Linked DNA regions of Mus musculus: region 1 is linked to region 2. Evidence: chromatin loops called from intact Hi-C (ENCODE). Cell type or tissue: left cerebral cortex. All regions are shown on one strand. Each heading gives the region's core, and the rest is flanking DNA. Links, peaks and the distances in the headings are about the cores only.

Region 1 (10,476 bases), core at 1,081-9,080, 79 kb after region 2:
AGCCCTCCCCCTAGCCCTCCCCCTAACTCTCTTTGTGGACAGCTTTTGGGGCCCGCTTGGCAGAAATCTGACATTGGCCCAGGACAGGGAAGTAAGCTCTGGCAGGAATCTGATTTGGAGCTAGAAAAAAAGACAAACAAACAAAACACTTACCACCATTTTGAGCTAGAAAAAAGACGTAGGCTCAGATATCCTGGTCATCCTGATCAGCCCTTAGATAAAGTGATCATGGGGCTTTGTTTATTGCCTTGCTTGTTCCTTGACTATTTGTGTTTATTGTCTTGTTTCTTCCTCAACCTAGAACTCACCTTATTATTTGCATGTAATTAAAGTGGTATAAAAGCAGACTGGAAAAAAAAAATTAACCTGACTCAGCCTCAGAACCAGCTGGGGTCATGCTAGAAAGTTGTCTAGTTGTCTTTTTTCTTTTTGATCCTTGCTCCTGCGCTGGAGAACCTGTTGACTGACTGAGCTGGCTTGGTCATCTCTCTACGCCTTTTCTTTTGCACTTCCCCCTCCCATCCACTGTTGGCAGCTGATCCCATTAACGACTCGATTCATGAACCCTGTGGGCCTTACCCACACAAAACTTACAAAACATTCCTTCTTTTAATCTATCCTCCCCCTTTGCCTCATAGGCCCTCTTCAAGGTCCCATCCTACACACTGCAGTAACATCACGGTCACCAAGCCAGTATGTGTTACCCTTCCCCCTTGCTCTTCTCCGGTGCAATAACATAACCAGTTCCTGCATTAAACCCCGCTTTTCAAAGTTTCTGCACCCCTGCAACGATTGTTCCCCAGGTTTATCTCTATGAGCCCAAAGAACGCACTTTACAGCTGGGAGGGGACCAGGGACGTCTTCATCCCTCTGTCCACCATCTCAACTGGGCGTCATGAGCCCCGCTGGAGCAGCCCTCGTCCAGACACACCATCTGGCTGGCGATTTCCAGGATAAGTTTTACCCAGCTGTACCTTCCTCCTTGGACAGTCTCTAGTCCCTCCATCGACAGATCTCCCCCCTCCCCCCCCCAGCAAGGGTTGTTCTACAGAACTCTAGACTTATTGGCTGCTGAGCAGGGAGGGGCGTGGCTTGCATTGTGTTGGGGGAAGAATGTGGCTCCTTTGTCAATGAATGGGGCTGGTGGAACAAAACTGACAAAGGCTCAAAGATCTCCAGGGAGACCTCAGGACATGCTATGCACCCAGCACCCTACCCCATGGTACCCACCCTGATGGCTTGGCTCCTCCCCTTCTCCTCCTGGTACTTTGCCCCATCCAGTTTCCAAAACAACAGATAAGTAGCAGTGCACGAACCACTGCCAATCAGGTTCTGGTCCAGTATCAAACCATCCCCCACATGGATGCTGACTTTGATGATACTGCCCTCTTATAAAGCAAGAGAGAGGAGCTGTGGGACCTTCATGGCCCAGGGTTACAGAGGAGCTTCAAACCCAGACACCTCAAACTTGAGGACAGAAGGAGTTGGCTCCCTCCTGCTTCCCAATCTGTTCCATAAAACCAGCCCCGCTAACCCTAGTAAGAATTTATTACCCTGACAGTAACCAAGCTTCACTCCTTGTTTGACCTTATAGGGTCCCTACACACACACACACACACACACACACACACACACACACACACACACACACACACACACACACATTAAAAGCCCCTGAGTATGTAGATAAAGCATCTTCCAACAGCCCTGACCCCTGCCCTGGTACACACACAGCCATATAAACCTTGCCCCAGAGACTCTGGCCACCTCTCCAGGGGCATAAGTACCCCTCAGTAAATGGAACCATTTCTCTGAAGCTGTTCCCAGCTGTTCATTACCCAAGCTAGATCCTGCACTGCACTCACCTGCACCCAGCTAAGCGTCCCTCCCTCTAGTCCAGCTGGTTCCAGAACGAGCCTAGCTACCCTGAGGGGAAAGCAGATGCAGGGTGGCACAGAAGTATGTGCAGAGAACTAAACTCAGGTCCTCTGGAAGACCAGTATCTCCCACTTAACCTCTAAGTCGTCTCTCCTGCCCCAGGTATTAAAAAAAAAAAAAAAGGCACAGGTAACCAGGTATGATAGCCCATGTCTCTAATCCTAGCACTCAGGAGTCAGAGGCAGACAAAGCTCTGTGAGGCCACCCTGGTCTACATAGTGAGTTCTAGGCTACCCAGGGCTACAAAGTAGGAACCTGCCTTTAAAAAAGTCCCAGGTAAGTCTCGGTGCAGAGTACATGCCTCACAATGCTCCTGCAGGTAGGCCCTTCTCTCCTCATGCCCATGTGACTATGGTATTCAAACATCCCTACCATGAGCCACCAAGGGGACCCTAGAGACCCCATAAAGCCACAGACTGCAAAGGGAGTAGAACCTGGCATGCCAGACTGACCCCCCCACAAGTTTAGGCACTGGCTCCCTTTCTTTTATTCTGCTCCCCGACCCCCAAGACAGGGTTTCTCTGTACAGCCTTGCCTATCCTGGAACTTGCTCTGAAGACCAGGCTGGCCTAGAACTCAGGGCTGAGATTAAAGGTATGCACCACCACCACCCAGCCCCCTTTCTATCTTAACTCTACTGACAAACAATAGCCAACTTTGACGCTGTGCTCAAGCCCCGGGAACTGTGTACATTGTGTAATGACTTCTGTCTCTGTGAACACACACATGAACACGGGAAGAGCAGCAGCGGGAGGTAGAGACTGACAGGGGCTCTACAGATTTTTCAACTTCCAAGTCGATGTTCTGAGCAGTGGATCAGTGGGGCTGAAAAGCAATTCCGGGGATAAAAGCATTTGTTACTGTTTCAGAGAACCTGGTTCTGTTCCCAGCACCCACATGGTGGCTCACAACCATCAATAACTGCAGTTCCAAGGGATTTGATGCCCTCTTCTGAGTTCCTTAGGAATCATCAGGCATGCATATGGTACACACACACACACAAGTGGAAACTTAAGGGTTCTTTGGAAAGTCAGTTGTGTCAGATGGTGTTTTGCTGGGGCAAACACGTGAAGGAGTGTTTTCCTGAAGTGGACACAGGTGAAAGGCTAAGACAGACTCATGAGGGAGCATTTAGCTGAAGCAGACACAGGAGAAAGGATGTTCTGCTAAAGCAAGCACATGAAAGGACACGCGATGAAGGATTCTTTGCTAACAACACACATGTATTGGTCTGCCTTACATTGCATAGTTGAGCTGCATTTGTTAGGACTCCATAGAGAGAATGCACCAAAAAAACTTCTGGTGGTGTACTGCAGTTTCTTGTCCCTTCCTCAGACTTGGGCTGATTGGCAGAGTGATGTCAGCTGAGACAAACGCACGTGCTGAGGCAAGACCCATGGAGGACACTTGACGCTTGGAGGATGCTCTGTACAGCACAACAGAACAGGAAGCAGGAAGCATGGGGCCTGAAGCTTCAAAGCCCAGTGATCCAGTTCTGCCAGCCAGGCTCACGCAAGGCAAAGCCCAAAATACTTCAGGAGGAAATGACTCTAGTGAATTGTTTACAGCCTTCAAGGCAGCTCACACACGGCCTCTGCACACAACGGAGTGTGTCCCCAGCACAGATGAAACAGCCACTGAGAGCTGAGTCCGAACTGCCGATGGCTGTGGGCGGACCAATCCCTAAGCAAGTTACAGCCATGAGCTTTGTGCACACTGTGGTCTTCAACGAACCCTTCTGGAAAGACTCGTACGTGAACAGAACTTAGCTCTGGGGTAAAGACAAGAAGGAAGGCTGAACTTTTTGTTCTAGACTTTTCTGCCCTATTGAATTGATTTCCCTTAGGTGCCAATATGCTGCTGACAGGGAAAGACTAAGTCATTTCGATTTCTTTGTACTTCCTGAGTTCACTTTCTAAAAAGGGAAGGGAAGGGAAGGAAACGAAATGAAAGGGGAAACAAAGCCAGGTGTGGTGGTGGCACATCACAATCCCAGTACTAAGGAGGTAGAGGCAGGAAGGTCAGGAGTTCAAGGTCGTTCTCAGCTATACAGCAAGCTGAAGCACATTGAGGTCGGCTTGGCCTTAAGGTCCTCCACACTCAGGGTCCCTCCCACAGGGTCCACTCTCCCCGGGGACCATCCAGAGCTTTGCCTGACTTCCACAAAGTCAGCTGCTTTGTCAAGTCCTGCTAACCATCCTTTGTCTACAGGGCATCCCTGCTTCCCCATGTGTGGACTGAAGGGAAGCCTCCGCTGTCATCACACACACACACACACACACACACACACACACACACACACACATACACACCACTGAGACAGTGAAGGGGGTATGTGCGCAGACCTGTCAGCGCTCTCAGAAGCAGGCAACAGAAGCAGCCCTGCAGAAGATGGCTTATCCAGAAACTACCTGATGGGGAGAAAAGAGCTGCCCGGACTTCAGCTTTGCTGGGGTTACTCCTTCCCTGTCTCCCCACAACCACCCAGAACTCACATGACAACTGCTATGACCACGCGCGTCCCAACAAGGTTCAGTGCAGACATCTCTGTGCTAGAGATGAGGCAGATCTGAGACTCCCAACCTGATCACCTGGGACGGTCATAGCAAGGTCTAATACTCTGGTGTACTTAGCAATAACGGCATTGGGAGCTGGAGAGATGACTCAATGGTTAAGAGCACGTGTTGCTCCTGCGGAGGACCCAGGTTTTGGTTCTTGGCATCCAGAGGGAATCAGATACCTTCTTCTGAACTCTGTGGCACCAAGCATGGACGTAGTACACAGACACTCATGCAAACACTCACATAAAATGAAATTTAAATATCTAAAAAAGGAAAGTACAGCGGTGCTCTCCCTGTAGTCGCTCTTTGTTTGGGCCACTGTTCACAGATCATCACAAATCGGTTCACAAGCGCACGCTCTAGTTGTGGTGGGGGTAGGGAGGGGAGCGATGTTCAGCTCCTTCCTCAAAGGATACCTAAGCCTCCCACAGTCACTGCGGGGAGTCACGATCAACCAAAGCTCCTGAAGCCCATTCTGTCAAGCAAATACATAAACCAAAGCATGTGGGTCCTGGAGTCAAGCCGGATGACGAAACCCCCCAGTTAGCGGTAAGCAAGTCTCCGGAATGCAGCAACAATTTCGCCAGAAGGACGACTGTCGTGGAATTCGTTCCCTGGTCCCACACTCCAGCCCAGAACGACTTCTTACACCTACCCACAGAATTGGATCTCGACTCCTGGAAGATAATCCCAGGGAAGCGCCATCTCCCAGCAGAGCAGCCAACAGCTGGCAATAGCTAGAAACCACCAGCACTCAGAGATCACAGCCAGGTTCGCCACCTAGCGGTGATGGGTTGAAGCATCTGTGGGGTTTGGCTCACTGTCAACCTGGCCGGGACTTGGTCCAGGGAAACTCAGAAAGCTGGGCTGTGTCTTAGGCTTGGAGGGAAGGGACAGCCGCAGGGAACATTTTTAAGGAAACAGGACAGTGGACATCAAAAGACTCGGAATTCTTTCCAGAAGAACCCTCTGGGGAAGAACAAAGACAGAAATGACAGTTCTTAGCACTTTCTGGCACTGTGAAGGTTCAGAAAATGATGCCATCATAGTCTCACAAGAACCCACACAGACAACTAGTGTGTTGGCTTCTCACCATTCACTCTAACCTTTAGCAAGGCACACATTTATCAACTGCGATTCAATACACACCCACAAGTTTGAATGAGACCTCCACCCTTATGGACCTTCTGAAGGATTGTTTTGTTTTGTTTTATTATATGTAAGTACACTGTAGCTGTCTTCAAACACTCCAGAAGAGGGCATCAGATTTCATTATAGATGGTTGTGAGCCACCATGTGGTAGCTGAGATTTGAACTCTGGACCTTCGGAAGAGCAGTCGGCGCTCTTAACCACTGAGCCATCTCTCTAGCCCTCTTCTGAAGGTTTTTAAGTGTGTGTTCCATCCAACAACTATAATGGTACTCATTTTAAAATAACTGCTAGGTGGTAGGGGGTGATGGGGGTTGCTCACATCTTTAATCCCAGCACTCAGGAGGCAGAGGCAGGTGGAATCTCTGAGCTTGAGGCCACCCTAGTCTACATAGTGAGTTCCAGGACAGCCAGGGATATGTGTGGAGACCCTGTCTCAAAAATACAAATTATGAAGGGTCCCAGAGAGGTAGGTCAGTGTTTGAGAGCTCTTGCTGAGCGATCGTGAAGACCAGAGTTCATACTCCAGCACCCATATGATAAGCTAGGTGTCCCATGCATGCCAGCAACCCTGTCTGCGAGATGGAAGAAGGGAGGAGGATTGGTGGGGTTTACCGACTTCCAGCCTACCCAAGAAAACTCAAACCCCACGTTCAGAAAGAGACTCTGCCACAAAGGGTAAGTGATGGGGGCTGGAGGACACCATCTCTCTTGGGGGCTGGAGGACACCATCTCTCTTCGGGACTCCATGAGAGTGTGGGTTCTCAACCTTCCTGAGCTGTGACCCTTTAATACAGTTACCACATGAGTTGTGGTGACCCCAACCATAAATTAGTTTATTGCTACTTCATAACTAATTTTGCTACTGTTATGAATTCGATGTGATTACTGTTATACAAATATCTGATATGTGATCCCAAGGGGGGTGTTGACCCACAGGTTGAGAAACATTGATATACATATATATAACTCTGCCACACACATACAAACAAATAATTTATGCTGATGAGGTAATACAAACCTGTAGCACAAGCTCTTAGAAGCTGAGGCAGGAGGATTTCATGTCTTAAGCCCCTGTCTCAAAAAATACATTTGTTATTCTGTTTATAAGTTCAGTTGAGGGGCTGGAGAGATGGCTTAGAGGTTAAGAGCACTGTGTGTTCTTCCAGAGGTCCTGAGTTCAATTCCCAGCAACCACATGGTGGCTCACAACCATCTGTAATATGATCTGATGCCCATTTCTGGTATACAGATGTACATTCAGACAGGGCACTCATATATGTAAAATAAATAAATTTTAAAAACAAGTTCAGTTGATTTTATAAGTTCAGTCTCATTTGCCAGCTGTTCTAAATAAAAACCCTTAAATCTTTTTGTATATGTAATTACTTTAAATACAATTGAACAGCTGACAAAATACTCTCTAGTGTGTAAGACAGGTCTTTTTTTTTTTTATTTTATTTTAGCCAGGTGGGAGGTGGAGGTAGGCAGATCATTGAGTTTGAGGCCAGCCAGTCTACAGATCAAGTTCCAGGACAACCAGGGCTACAAAGAGAAACTATCTTGAAAAAGCAAACAAAAATATCTATTGTTGTGGCTGGGGAGTTGGCTTGATGATTAAGAGCACTGGATTCTCTTCTATAGGTTTAATACCCAGCATCTACATAGTAGCTCGCAACCTCTTATAGCTCCAGTCCTAGGGGATCTGACGCCCTCTTCTGGCCTCTGTGGCCACTGCGAGCATATGGTAGACAAACACACATACAGGAAAAACACACACATATAAAAGTTACAGAAGAATCCATTTTAAATGTTTATTTATATGATTTCACGTGTGTGTTGGGGTGGAATATGTACACCTGAGTGTAAATGTCCATACAGGCCGGATGTATCAGCTCTCCCTAGAGGTGGAGATGCAGTGGTGGGATGGTGGGGTACCAGATGGGTGAGTGGTGAGGACCAACTCAGATCCTCGGCAAGAACGGTAGACACTCTGTTGAGAGCTTTTGGTGCCTCTTCTAGGAATTTGGCACTGAGCCGGACAAGGAAGTAGGCTATGGCAAGAATATTAGAAATGGCGTCCACGGGCTTTGTTTACGGTGGTGCTTTGTTACCATCTTGTGTGACCTCCTTGTTCACTACTTCGCTTGATTACTTTGTCTGTGATCTAAGAACCGACCATGAGTTTTGGGTGCACCTAGAATGATATAGAAGCAGGCTGGAGAGGATTAAAGCTGCTTCATCGTCAGCACGGGCTGGAGTCAGGTTATAGTTTTGTCTGTCTTTCTTTTTCAATCCTCACTCCCTTGCTTGAGACCCGGTTGACTGACTGGGCTGGCTTGGTCATACTCTTAGCTTCTGAGCCATCTCTCGAGATGCCGGGATAGATCGTACGTCCAAATTCTCTCCTATCCCTCAAGTCACAAAAACATGAGACCCAACTAACGTGATCATTTACCTCCCTGTTCCAGGGATGGGGCTTCAGGTCTACAAGAGGCGAAGGTTTCATTTCGGTGCTGCTGGTCTCAGGTTAATCACAGCCGATTGCTCTGCCCAAGCTGACTTAGAAACCACAGATCCTTAAATCAAAAGTATCATAGGAGCGACCTTGATAAAAGTCATTACGGGACGCTCAGGCTTCCCTCTGAAGCGCCACAAGCCCGGCCTCCATCTGTGCTGATCTCCACAGATCATCTCCAGGCTTCCACAGAGCTGTCATCTGAGCTCGGGTGCTCAAGGGCTTTTCCAGCCCTAAGCTCTGAAATCCTTCCACAAGCCTCTCCCAGAACAACACAGCAATATCCCAATTAATATGTGTGTGTGAGTTTGTGTCAGGTTTGTACCAGTTCTGTTCTAGTTTGCCTTCTGGGATAAGCGTTTGCCTTAGTTAGGGTTTTGCTGCTGTGAACAGACACTGTGACCAAGGCAAGTCTCATAAGGACAACATTTAATTGGGGCTGGCTTACAGGTTCAGAGGTTCAGTCCATTATCATCAAGGTGGGAACATGGCAACATCCAGGCAGGCATGGTGCAGGAGGAGCTGAGAGTTCTACATCTTCATCTGAAAGCTGCTAGCACAATACTGACTTCCAGGCAGCTAAAGTGAGTCTTAAAGCCCACACCCACAGTGACACACCTACTCTAACAAGGCCACACCTCCTAATAGTGCCACTCCCTGGGCCAAGCATATACATACCATATCATCGACCAAAAGCAACTTGAGGGGAAGGGTTTGTCCCACCTGACATCTTACTGTTCATCACAGGGGAGTCAGAGCAGGAATCTGAGGCAGGAACCCGGAGACGGGAACCAAAGCAGAGCCATGGAGAAATACTGCTCACTGCTTGCTTCTTTCAGCTCGCTCAGCTTGCTTTTTATACAGCCCAGGACCACCTGCCCAGGGCGGCACTGCTCACAATGGACGGGACCCTCCCACGCACCACTAACCAAGAGGATGCCCTGTAGACTTGGCTCTACAGTCAATCTGATGGCGGCATGCTCAGGTGAAGCTCTCTCTTCCCAGATGACTTGGCTTGTGTCAAGCAGGGGCTTGGTGGGAGTGAGCAAGGATAATAAAGGGTAATGCAGTGTGTGAATGTGATTACAAGCATCACCTATGTCTGCTAACATCTCATAGTAAACCCATGATTAAGAATAATTAATATGTGATCATTAATACATCATAGCACAAACAACCTCAAAAGGAAAAAAAAATGTTTTGATTAAATGAAGCAGGAAAAATAGTGCCTCCAACAGAAGTACAGCCCAAGGACTCCAAAGGCTTCTCCCAGATGTCCCATCTTGGCAGTGCTAATACAAGGCTGGAGCTAGAGAGAAGTGTGTTGAGGCCTGGGATCAGCACTCAGAGGATGGAGCACCACAGGTTCACACAAGACAAGTGATGAGCAGACGGTGTCGCCCAAAGGTCCCTGCTGTCGACTCCACAGACGCGAATCACGACGCTAGGCTTGAGAGGTTCTTTTACCGTTAATTTTAATGTAATTTTTAAAAAGACTTTATTTTAATTACATGCAGATGTGTGTGGATATGTGCATGTCAGTGAAGGAAGAAGAAAATATCAGATTTCTCGTGATCTGCCTGATGTGGGTACTGGGAATTGGACCCAGAGCCTCTGGAGGAACAGCCAGGACTTTTTAACTTCTGAGCCAGCTCTCCAGCCCCTGAAATGTTCACATCCTTAGTAAGACATCAGTGACCCTGGTCACTTCCCTTCATTTTACTTCTGTGTTTTCTTTGTTTAAAAAATTGAAATATATATATACACATATGTGTGTGTGTGTGTGTGTGTGTGTGTGTGTGTATCTCCAGGTGGTGGTGGCACGTAGTACATTCCTTTAATCCCAAGCACTCAGGAGGCAGAAGCTTACAGATCCCTGGGAGTTTGATGCCAGCCTGGTCAACAAAGTGAGTTCCAGGACAGCTAGAGCTACACATACACACTCACACACACACACACACAAAACACACAAAACCCCTTGTCTTGAAAAATATATACATAATGTATGTGTGTGTATACATATTTGTATATATATATATGTATGTGTGTGTGTATATATATATGTATGTGTATATATGTGTGTGTATGTGTGTATATATGTGTGTGTATGTGTATATATGTGTGTATATATGTGTGTATGTGTATATATGTGTGTATATGTGTGTATGTGTGTATATATGTATGTGTGTATATATGTGTGTGTGTATATGTGTGTGTGTACACACATGTATGAATGTGTCACCTGCATATCTGTAGGTGTACCACATATGTACAATGCTCATGGAGGCCAGTAGGACAGAAGAATACCT
Region 2 (10,168 bases), core at 2,169-10,168:
GGTGGCTTGAGGGTACTGGGGGAGTCACATAAGGGGGGGTCAAGAATGGTTTGGGTAGCTGCTGAGAGCTGCAGAGCCAAAAGAGATGTGGCTGCAGCCAGAGGGGCTGTTTGGTGGCCGCGATGGCTCTTTAGGACAGGCCTGGCTTGATATGAAGGTGGGTGAGTACCATGAGCCCAGAGACTCCTGTGTAGCCTTGAGATTTCACGTGTCCAGGTGTCCCTCCCTATCCAGAATCTGCCCCCAGGCTCCCCTGCAAGGACTGCCAAGTCTGACTCTCTTGTGGTCCTCACAGAGAAAGAACTTTTTTGGGGGTGACATCTGATCCTCTAGTCAGGAGCACACACCGGCCACCCGTTGTTCATAGCTTCTGAAGAGACATGGTGGGCCAGGCTGAGTGGCTGGAGGCTGGATCCTTCCCCTTTCTGAGCAGTGGGTTCCTCAAATGGAACAGATAACACGCCTCAGGGGGAATTGTGGGGACCACATCTGCATCAGCACTGGGAGGGACACATAGTCAGTGCTTTGTAAATCAAGATGAACTCTTACCAACCAAGGCAGGGACCCGTCTTATCCTTTCCCAACACCCCTGTGGTCAGGGAGTCCAGAGAATGCAGCAGGGGCAGGTGCCATCTCTCACACTAGGCACGGAAGGTCACCTTAGATGAAGGAGCTGGCCAGAGACTGCCATTTAATGTCAGCTCTGTGTGGGGCAGGGTCCCTGAACCTGGGTGGCAGGCCAGATGATGACCTGTGGTCAGGGTGGGGCTGATAAGGCCCCAACCAATCATCTGAGCTTCCCTCCCTCTACTGGGCTTCCGTGAAGCTGCTGGTGGCCTCTGGAGCTCCAGAAATCCAGGTCTCAGCTGACTCTAGCAGATTCCTTGCTGGAGGGCGAAACCCTAGGGGGCAGCCTCTGTCCAGCATGCCTTAAGTCCAGGGAAGGGCAGTTGCTTTCTGACTCACCCAGGGGTCTGGCCGACTTAGATTTGTCCTGGTATGGTAAGAAGCCCTAAAGAAGGCTGGGAGCTATGCCTCTATTGGGTCAAGCCTTTCTTCCTCCTCCTCTTCCTCCTCTTCCTCCCCCTCCTCTTCTTTCTTTTTTAAAAAGATTTATTTATTTGCTTCTTTATGGTGTGCGTGTACGTGTGCATGTGCGTGCGTGTGTGTGTGTGTGTGTGTGTGTGTGTGTGTGTTGCTTGGATGTATGTCTGTGTACCATGTGTGTGCCCAGTGCCCTCGAAGGTAGGAAGAGCCTATTGGTTGCCCTGGAACTGGAGTTACAAATGGCTGTGAGCCACTGTGTGGGTGCTGGAAATTGAACATGGGTCCTCTGCAAGAGCAAGTAGTGCTCCTAACCACTGAACCATCTTTTCAGCTCCATCCAACCCTTCTTTTAGCTCAGTTTCTCAAAGAGCATAGGGAGAGCTTGCTGGCCCAATCACCATCCCCCACTTTTGTCTGGCTTGCACAATGTGGTGGGCAGGAGGTTCCAGTGGCCGGGAAGGCTGTCTCTTCTCTTTCACCCCTAGCTAAATATACAGTCAGAAAAGCAAACAACCAGGCTTTGCTAGCGAAAGGGAATGTGGTGGTGGTGCCTGGCAGGGGCCTGAGCAGGGGGTGTGACCCATGAGACCCCCACCACCACACACCCCGTGTGGTGAAGGTTGGGGTTTGGCAAGAGGGGGGAATGCAGTAGGTAGGAAATACATTGGGATTCCTCAGCTCCAGGTTAAATATAGACCTGAAGCCCCTCCCACCACCTTCCCTTCAGGCTGTGTGGTGAAGATAAGTGGCTGGGTGCCTGAGGCTAGGGCTCTAGGGCACCACTGTACCCTCCTCCAGATCCCAGGCTCCGGCCCCAGAAGGGAAAGCCTCTTAAGAAGCTTCCGGTTTGAGCAGCCAAGATCCTGCCTTTCGAGCTGAAGGGGTGAGTCCACGTCTCTGGAGGGGTGAAGGGGGGCTGTGGGAAGGAGGGATGGGGAAAGGTTTAGGCCTTAGAATCTAAAATCCTAGAAATTTGGGATGTGGGTCCTGGGCTCTGCCCTTGTGGGTTGTGGGTTGGGCTGGTTCCCAGAATAAGCAAGCTCAATACTCCTTTGAGTCCAACTGGGAATTCCTCAGGCTCTGTGAAGGTGGACACCTGGGAGAGAGCCTCTGGGAATGGCACCAGGAAGGCATTCTGCTGGCAAACGTTGTCTGCACCCTCACACCCATTGCACTGGGCATGCAAAAGGCTCTGGCCAACCCAGCACTAGCAGACATTTCTTTCCCCCTAGAAGTGACCAAGCCTCCCTGCAGCATGTTCCAGGGTCCCCTGAGTCCTGGAGTTTAGCCAGGGTTGGGTATCTGCTTCCTGGGCTGGGCTTGGTGCCCTCCAGGCCCCTTGAGCCACTTTCTCACCCTCAGCTCTCCTGCTGCCAAGATGCCTTTGCCTCAGACAGGGGCCCCTGGGCCAGAGGTAAAAAGCCCCAGGGAGCCTAGGAAGTCACAGACCCTCCCTGTGACCACCTGGAAGTCCAACAGTATGAAAGAGCAGAGCGTGCACCACGGGGGCAGCTTGAGACCCAGCCTGGGCATGCTGAAGCAGACCCTCTTCCGGACCAGCCTGAGAACTTCAACCCACAAGCCCAAGGAGGACCCAGGCCTGTTCAGGCGCAGCTCCCGTTTCCTGTTCAGGTCCTTGAGACGGGCCATAGATGAAGGCTTAACTGCTGGGCATCCCCAAGGCCCTGCGGTACCAGAGAAGCCCTCCAAAGTCACAGATGGCGTCAGCAGGCAGGCAGCCACTGGGACAGAGGCTGAGGATCTGGAACCCCAGGCAGGTAAGGTCTCACACAACACCATGAGAGAAAACAGAGGGTAGAGGGGGCAGGAGCTGAGCTGGGTATCCCAGCAGACTCTCCTCGAGGCCTAATTCACCCAAACTCTGCCTTCTGCACACATTCTTTTAGTATCTAGCAAGGGAAGCCCTTTCCTCTCAACACAGCCTTTGGGCAAATGAGAAACATCGGGCTCAGCTAAGTGACTTGCTTAGTGTTTAACAGCAACCAGTAAGAGGTGGGATTTGAACCCAGATCTGCATGACTGTAGAGCTATAGGCCATGCATGGGACTTTCACAGCCTGGCCCCTTGAACAAACCCATCCTAGGCATTGGGCTCTGACCACAGGGTCACAGAGGTTCATGGAAGCCATGGTTACTTGGAGCAGCAGCTAAGGGTCAGTTCGGGGGAGGACAAATGGAACTTGGACTCTGAAGAAGGGATCCAGGCAAAGTAGAGAACTCCTTGAACACAGGGTGGGAAGAGAAAGGCACGGCAGAGAGACTAGCTCTGGACTTAAGGGCAGGACACACCCTGCCCGAGCTCTGACCCTATTAGACCTGTAATTACAGCCACGTATGATGTCACCAGGACCAGCTCAGCAGAGATGGAAGAGAGGATTAGGGGTCGGGGGTGCAAGGTAGAAGGTACTGGTTACAATATAGCCAGCTGTGCAGTCAGGAACTAACCCAAATTGCTGTTTTCAGCCATTTGTTTGGGGCCCTGTCACTGTTCCTTCTAATGTGACTATTAGCAGGGACTTCTGGCAGGTAGAGCAATTCAGTTGTGCACAGGACAGCTGGGCAGTGGCCAGGTGGCTCAGCCCAAAGCTCGCAGAGCAACCTAAATATCTGGATTAGTACCAGGACCATAGATGGGTTCCTCTCATTACGCCCTTTCTCACTTGCGGTTGCAGAAAGTAAATCCGTGGCAGACCTCATCACTGAGCGGCAGCTAGTGAAGGCCTTTGAACAATTGCGGTACCTGGAGACGCAGCTGGTAGCCGACAAAACTTCCCGCACCTTTACACAGGACCCCACCGCCTATGCTCGGCGCGCTATGGACCTTTGTCTACATTACGACGGAATGGCTGCGGAGATCGGAGCCATTGTGCGCGAGGCGCTGAGTTCCGAAGGCGTGGATCGAGACGCTCTAGCGGAACTGGCCCAAGTGGTACACTTGGAAGAGGAGGCCCATCAGACCTCCCAGGCCGAGGGTGATTTCTTGAGTACACCCCGCCACTGGCGTATGCATTGGGAGGACGCGGTGCGTCTCAGCGCTCAGGAGCGCGTACAGCAGGCAGGCGCAAAAGTCATCCCCGGGGCTGCGGAGGGCTCATCCGACCTAGCCCAGCTTCTGGCTGAGCTCGGCGGTGTGGTTCGCCACGACCTGCAGAAGGTGCGCTTAGAGATGCAGCCCGCTTACGAAGCCACCGACTTCCCAGTGTGGGAGACCTACTTGCGTGCCTTCCACAGCGCTGTGGCCCAGCGTCTACAGGAGCTGGCGCGAGACGCCCGCGGCTGTGAGCAGCTCTATGTGCTGTTAGACTGGGCCGCTAATGTCTATGGCAGGTGAGGCCTGAGCTAGGGTATTTTAGGCAGGAGCGGGTACCATTAACCAGCAGGAGATCACGGAAAACGGGTACAAGAGCATAGGACACCTTCCTTCCCCATCACTGGCAAAGGCGATGGGACACGAGGAAGACTGGGGACTTGGTCATCCTTTGTGCTAGGCTGTGTGCTCCCATCCCAGGTTTTCCTAAGGGACTACCCATGCGCAGATTCCCAAAGCTAGAAAGTCTCTCTTGTGTACTTCTCACCAGTGCCAGGAGCCCCATAAAGCAAAGCTAGTCCATAAGATGGCTGCAAGTGGGAAAAGGTGGCTTTCCAGGCACACCACCACCCAGCTTGCTGCCCCTCTGGGTGGGCATTCACATGCAGAGTGCAGCCTGCAGGGGGCTTCCAACCTGCTGTGTAACTAACTAGGGTGTTTTAGGTCCCCAGATGAATGGGCCCCAGCTTTGCCTCAGGCAGGAATAGGTAAGGGAGAAGGCTGCCGGAGTCCTGGCCTCTTTAAATTGCCAAGTGATCTCAAGCCACTATCAGCCCCTGTCCGGGACACCCTGATTTGGGTTAGATGGTGATGGGGCCGGGGGATGTCGTTTACAGCTCAGTCTTCGAATGTAGGCTGTCCACGAGGGCAGAGGTCACATTGAGGCCCATCTGAACGGCTCCTTAAGCTTTCTGAGCAGGACCAGCTGTTCGCTTGAGGGTCACGAAGTCTGCCCCTTCCGGAGGTTTCATGGGAAGGGAAGTGATGGCATAGAACTCTGGAGGGCAGGGGAGTGGAATGTGTCAACAGAAGAAGTTCAGAACTCTAATAATGACTTTAGACTTTTTTAAAAATGTATTTATTTATTATATCTTAAGTACACTGTAGCTGACTTCAGACACACCAGAAGAGGGCCTCAGATTTCATTACGGGCGGTTGTGAGCCACCATGTGGTTGCTGGGATTTGAACTCAGGACCTCTGGAAGACCAGCCAGTGCTCTTAACTGCTGAGCCATCTCTCCAGCCCCATGACTTTAGACTTTAAGCCAGGTTAGAGAGAGGAGGTAGCTGGTGGAGCATCAGAGGTCCGCCTGGGTCCTAACAACTCCCTCATCCCGGAATCTTGCTTTTTCAGTCCTGACTTCCTGGGCGCCCCAGACTTGGCGCTGCCCACCGAGCCGCTGCCCCCACTTCTAGAGCCTGCTCTGTGGGCTCGACTGGAAAGTGACTACACTAGCTTCCTAGAGGTGAGGCTGGGGAGGCCCCGGGCTCCAGAGGTTGGGTCCTACAGGAGGTTTGATGTGGAGGATAGGGGTTGTGCTGGCAGTGGTCCTGTAAGCGATGGACCATGACTGGAGTCCGGTGACGCTAGTCCTTGAAGGCGCAAAATGGAGTTTGGTAGGCAGGGGGCGCCCTTACCTTCCTCCTGGAAAGCTTCTCACCACAGGCCACTCCTAACCCTACAGACCAAGATCACAAGCTGTTTTGACAGCATCTTGCAGCTGGAACAGAATCGCTGGGAAGCCGACGAGGACCGGGAAGTACTGCAGGGCCTCTACCACGCGCCCCTGTCCATCGATGTGCACATGGTGCGCCCGGGAGGGGGTGAAGGAAGGGCTATGTTCAGGACTCAGGCTCATGTCGGAGATCCCTCAGAGCTAAGTTTTACTGAGAGAGGAACCTGTGGAGTGATCTAGACTCTTGGGGCACATGGCCAGGTTAAATCACAGCTCTCGGGTCTGCCGGTGAATTCTAGTAGCTGTGTGGAAGGGGGGGAGGTGACTCTCACATTGGGGCCACTGAAAACCTGCAGCGATGGGGTGGGCTGGGTTCGGGACTCAACTGCTCTCAACATGTGGCATCCCTGGCAGCTGGTAGCTGAGCATGTGAAGGCAGCTGGCGCTATCTCCGCGGAGCTGGAGGCCACTACCCTGCAGATCTGCGCGCGTGCGCTCTGTCTCTTTGTGCCCAGGTACGGGTGGCATTCTCTGTCCAGGACGGATACCCGAGAATGGGTGGACTGAGTGTGAGGCCCTCATCACGGTGACGACCTAACGGGGGCGCAGACCTGAAGTCAGAGAAATGATTTTTTTCTGACCCCCAGGTTTGAAAAGGCTTTTCTGGCGTCGAAGGCAGTGAGCGAATGGTACCTGGGTGCTTACATTAACGCCTGCGTGGAGCTGAGGTAGGTCGCCCCAGCTCCAGGACGTTGCCGAACACTGCCAGCAGGAGGCGCGCGAGCTCAGGAAAAGAGATCAGAAGCAGTGGCGGCTAAGGGCAGGAGTTGGGGAAGCGGCTTAGTGTGAATTCCTGTGGGTTCCCCAAGGCCTTCTGGGATTGTCCCCTCTTCACCTTGGCCTTAAAGTACTCAGCAGGGCTAGGGCCCTGGAACAAATGAGGGGCTTCAAGGCTGATCAGAGACTGAGGAGATGGGGCTGTCCTGGTCCCTGAGTTCTCTGTTTATTCCCTCCATCCCATTCTGTTCTTTTTCCTGAGTTACCTTCTCCTCCCAACCCCTCTACCTCCCCGCGTCTCACCCTGGACCATCCTGGGCGCCTCTTCCCTCAGAAAACAAGGTCTTCTCTATTTGGCAGAGACTGCTACGGGTACTCCAGACCATACCACATGCACACTTCCCCACAGATATGCTAGTCTGGGGAATACAGCCATCTAGGCCACCTTGTGGGGTTGGACCCAGCATTGCCCATTGTTAGCTGTGTGCGCTGGGGCAAGTCACTTCATCTCGGTGCCTCTTAACTCTTCTAACAAAGCCAGAGCCTGCTTCCACAGGCCATGGGGACTGAGTTCATATGGACTCTTAAAAAAAAAAAAAGATTTATTTATTTATTTATTTATTTAATGCATATAAGTACACACTGTAGCTGCACGGATGGTTGTGAGCCTTCATCTGGTTGTTGGGAATTGAATTTAGGACCTCTGTTTGCTCAGGCCAACCCCGCTTGCTCCGGTCTGCCCCACTCGCTCCAGTCAACCCTGCTCCCTCCGACCCAAAGATTTATTTATTATTAAAATAAGTACACCGTAGCTGTCTTCAGATGCACCAGAAGAGGGTGTCAGATCTCATTGCAGATGGTTGTGAGCCACCATGTGGTTGCTGGGAATTGAACTCAGGACCTTTAGAAGAGCAGTCAGTGCTCTTACCCACTGAGCCATCTCACCTGCCCCCTCATATGAGCACTCTTTATGAGCACTGTGATACACTATGTGCCTGCTTAATCCACCCAGTGTGACTTCCCAAGCCTAGGGTAGCCTGGGACAGGTGGGCAGGTGGATGCTGGTGCAACCAGTAACCCATGCAGCTGGGTACCTGCCCAGTGGGACAGTATCATTCTCAGAGGCAGGGATGAAGCTCATTGGAAAGTTTCTGCCGGGCCTGGCTGTGCTACCATGTCCCATCACCAAGAGGCATGGAGGTCTGACTCAAAGCTGCCAGACAGGACCAAAGCAGCCACCCTGTCACCCTGCTGCCAGAGTTAATGATTGGTTCTCAGGGCTTTGATGTTGTCCTTTTATTCAGTTCTGCCCCTGGGTGTTACTTTGCACAACTCCAGGGACATTACAAGCTAACTCAGGGATTCTCAACCTGTGGGTCCCGACCCCTTCCACAAAGGTATCAGATATCCTGCGTATCAGGTATTTGCATCGTGCTTCATTACAATTATGAAGAAGCAACTAAAATGATGTTATGGTTGGGGGGGTCACCACAACACAAGGAACTGCGTTGGGAAGAATAAGAACCGCTGAAAAATGAACGAACGGGAGGCAGACCAGTGCCTTGCCCAGCCTGCAGGGGTGTGCCCCGGGGGAGGGGTCTTGCTCCTCTGCCTGTTTTTCTGTTTCCAGCTCACTCCGTGTCTTGGCTCCTCCCCAGAACCAGTCTTCTGGCCAGGTTCCCAGGAACCATAAAGGAACTGGAGAAACCCCTAGTGGCTGCCACCAATAGCTTCCAGAAACATTTGCTCCAGATTGTACAGCAAGACATGCAGGTGAACTGGACACTTCTGTGCGCCCCCCTCCCTGCCCCCCGCAACCCCGGTACCCATCTGTGCTCTAAAGTCCAGGCCTAGGTCACACCATTCTTTTGCCCTCTGTGAGTTCTCCCAGAGCAAGGGTGGGTGGGAAGCACTCACCAACCCACTGCTGCTCCTTCTGTTCAGTGGGGTGGTGGGCCAAGAAATAAGGCCTTAAAGCTCCTTGACCAGACAGACACTCAAGGTGCACCCAGCACACACCCTAAGCAGGGCCTGACAAGACTCTTAGACTTTTCCATACCCATTGGAGGAAGCATTATGGGAAGGACCTAGTGATAAAACCTGTGCCTAGAAAAGAGGGCTGCACCAGGGAGCCCAGCACGGAAGGGGGTTAGAAACGGTGAACAGAGCTCACTTCCCATGCCCTTCTGTCCCCAGCCTCTATTTAAGGTGCTATATACCAAGAGCTGGCTCACACAGGACACACTTCGTCCCCTCATGGACAAAGTGGTGGACTTTGCACATCATCTTGAGCATGTGACCCCACCACTGGCACAGGTACCAGGAAGTGGGTGGCTGGCATGGGTGTGCAGAGCCCATGGCTTTGATCCTGACCACTACCATCTCCCTCTCCCAGGAGACACTGCAGGAGGTGCACCGTTTTGTGGTCCGCGAATACCTGGGGCAGGTGCTGAGGCCCCACGAGAGGTTCAGTGGCCAGGATCGACTGAAGGGCTCTAATAAGATGAACCTGGATGCCCAGGCCATTAGCAACACCTTCCAGGGCTTGGTAGGAGCAGCGTCTGACTGTCAATCGGGCTCAGTCTCTGGCCAGCAAACCCAGCCAGGAACCCCCTATTCTGTTGTTTTCATCCTGTAAAGAGCCCTCACGGCGGGTGAAGCAGGAGAAAAGAGCTTCCACTAGGCGGTTCTTCAGACTCCACAGGGAAAATGGCAGTGGGGCTAGACTCTAAAGGGGCGGGCACAGGAGGGGGTTTCACTTTACATTGTATTTGCATACATTTGTGGGTGAAGGCAAAGAAGGAATGAAGGTTATGATGGGCAAGGTCTGTGGGAGATCTTTCCCCTCTCGGGAGCACTTTGAGCCCAAACCCCTTATCTGGGCTGCTGGCCTCCTACTGGTGACAGGTTCCAATCAGCACTTTCCTGGTCAGGGCTCGGATTTCCCGTCTGTGCAGACAGGAAGAAAACTCTCCAGAGTCACCGCAGATGTGGTCTGTGGAATCTTATTCCCTGACTCCGTGGAATCTTCTTATGGGCAAGCCACCCGCGGCAGACACACGGGAAGGGTGTTTCTGGGCACTACAGGAGAGGTTTGTAGGCAGAGACTCCTTGGGGGAGATGAACCACGCACATATCTCCCTGTTTCCTTAGGGCTCTGAAGCCAAGTGGCTGGACCAAGCCATCCTGTCTGTGGCTGAGATCCTGGGCGAGACATACAAAGACGACATCCGGCGGCACCTGGAAACACTTATACGGAGCTACCCGGACATCAGGTTAGCAGATCCTCCTTCCCTCCTAGAGTCAGGGGTCACTGGAACCTGGCACTCGCGCCTTTAGCAAAGTGAGTGCAGGCGTGGAACGGAGGGAAGAGCGAGCTTGTCAGGGCCGAGAGAACTGTGGCTTAGTCGGGAAGCGAACCGCGACGGACCCGTGTGCGCATGCCCGCGAGGAAGGCGCACAGGGACCGCAGGCAAGAGGACCATCCCCTCCCTCGTGTTCTCCACCATCTGTGGACGGCGTGGCTCCACTCTCGGGCTCAAACCCTCTCTGGAAGCTCT

Evidence for each region. Peaks named below come from ENCODE experiments on the same cell type or tissue, not always from the same donor. Only the 100,000 strongest peaks of a DNase experiment are listed, where the experiment ranks them.
Region 1: it touches region 2 in a loop (5-fold over the local background); 11 of 42 quality-filtered maps call a loop at or near these places.

The regions. Positions count from the first base shown.
Region 1 is chr12:111,499,831-111,510,306 of GRCm38, forward strand. Gm40578 (a long non-coding RNA gene) reads right to left here and starts at 2,879. Exons shown (of 3, transcript XR_003950153.1): 1 at 1-2,879. In left cerebral cortex, for the core only: CTCF peaks have their summits at 5,277 and 7,374 (motif pointing left); DNase peaks (open chromatin) are centred at 1,150 and 5,258; H3K4me3 peaks cover 904 bases; H3K27ac peaks cover 837 bases.
Region 2 is chr12:111,419,654-111,429,821 of GRCm38, forward strand. It overlaps Exoc3l4 (exocyst complex component 3-like 4), which reads left to right. Exons shown (of 14, transcript NM_001289487.1): 3 at 1,846-1,930; 4 at 2,410-2,825; 5 at 3,740-4,394; 6 at 5,510-5,621; 7 at 5,841-5,963; 8 at 6,246-6,346; 9 at 6,479-6,559; 10 at 8,267-8,381; 11 at 8,805-8,924; 12 at 9,004-9,156; 13 at 9,762-9,883. The coding sequence starts at 2,426. Among named protein-coding and RNA genes, the nearest start is that of Exoc3l4, 7.3 kb to the left of the region's middle. In left cerebral cortex, for the core only: CTCF peaks have their summits at 5,775, 6,597 (motif pointing right) and 9,455; DNase peaks (open chromatin) are centred at 5,793, 6,603 and 9,963; H3K4me3 peaks cover 792 bases; H3K27ac peaks cover 72 bases.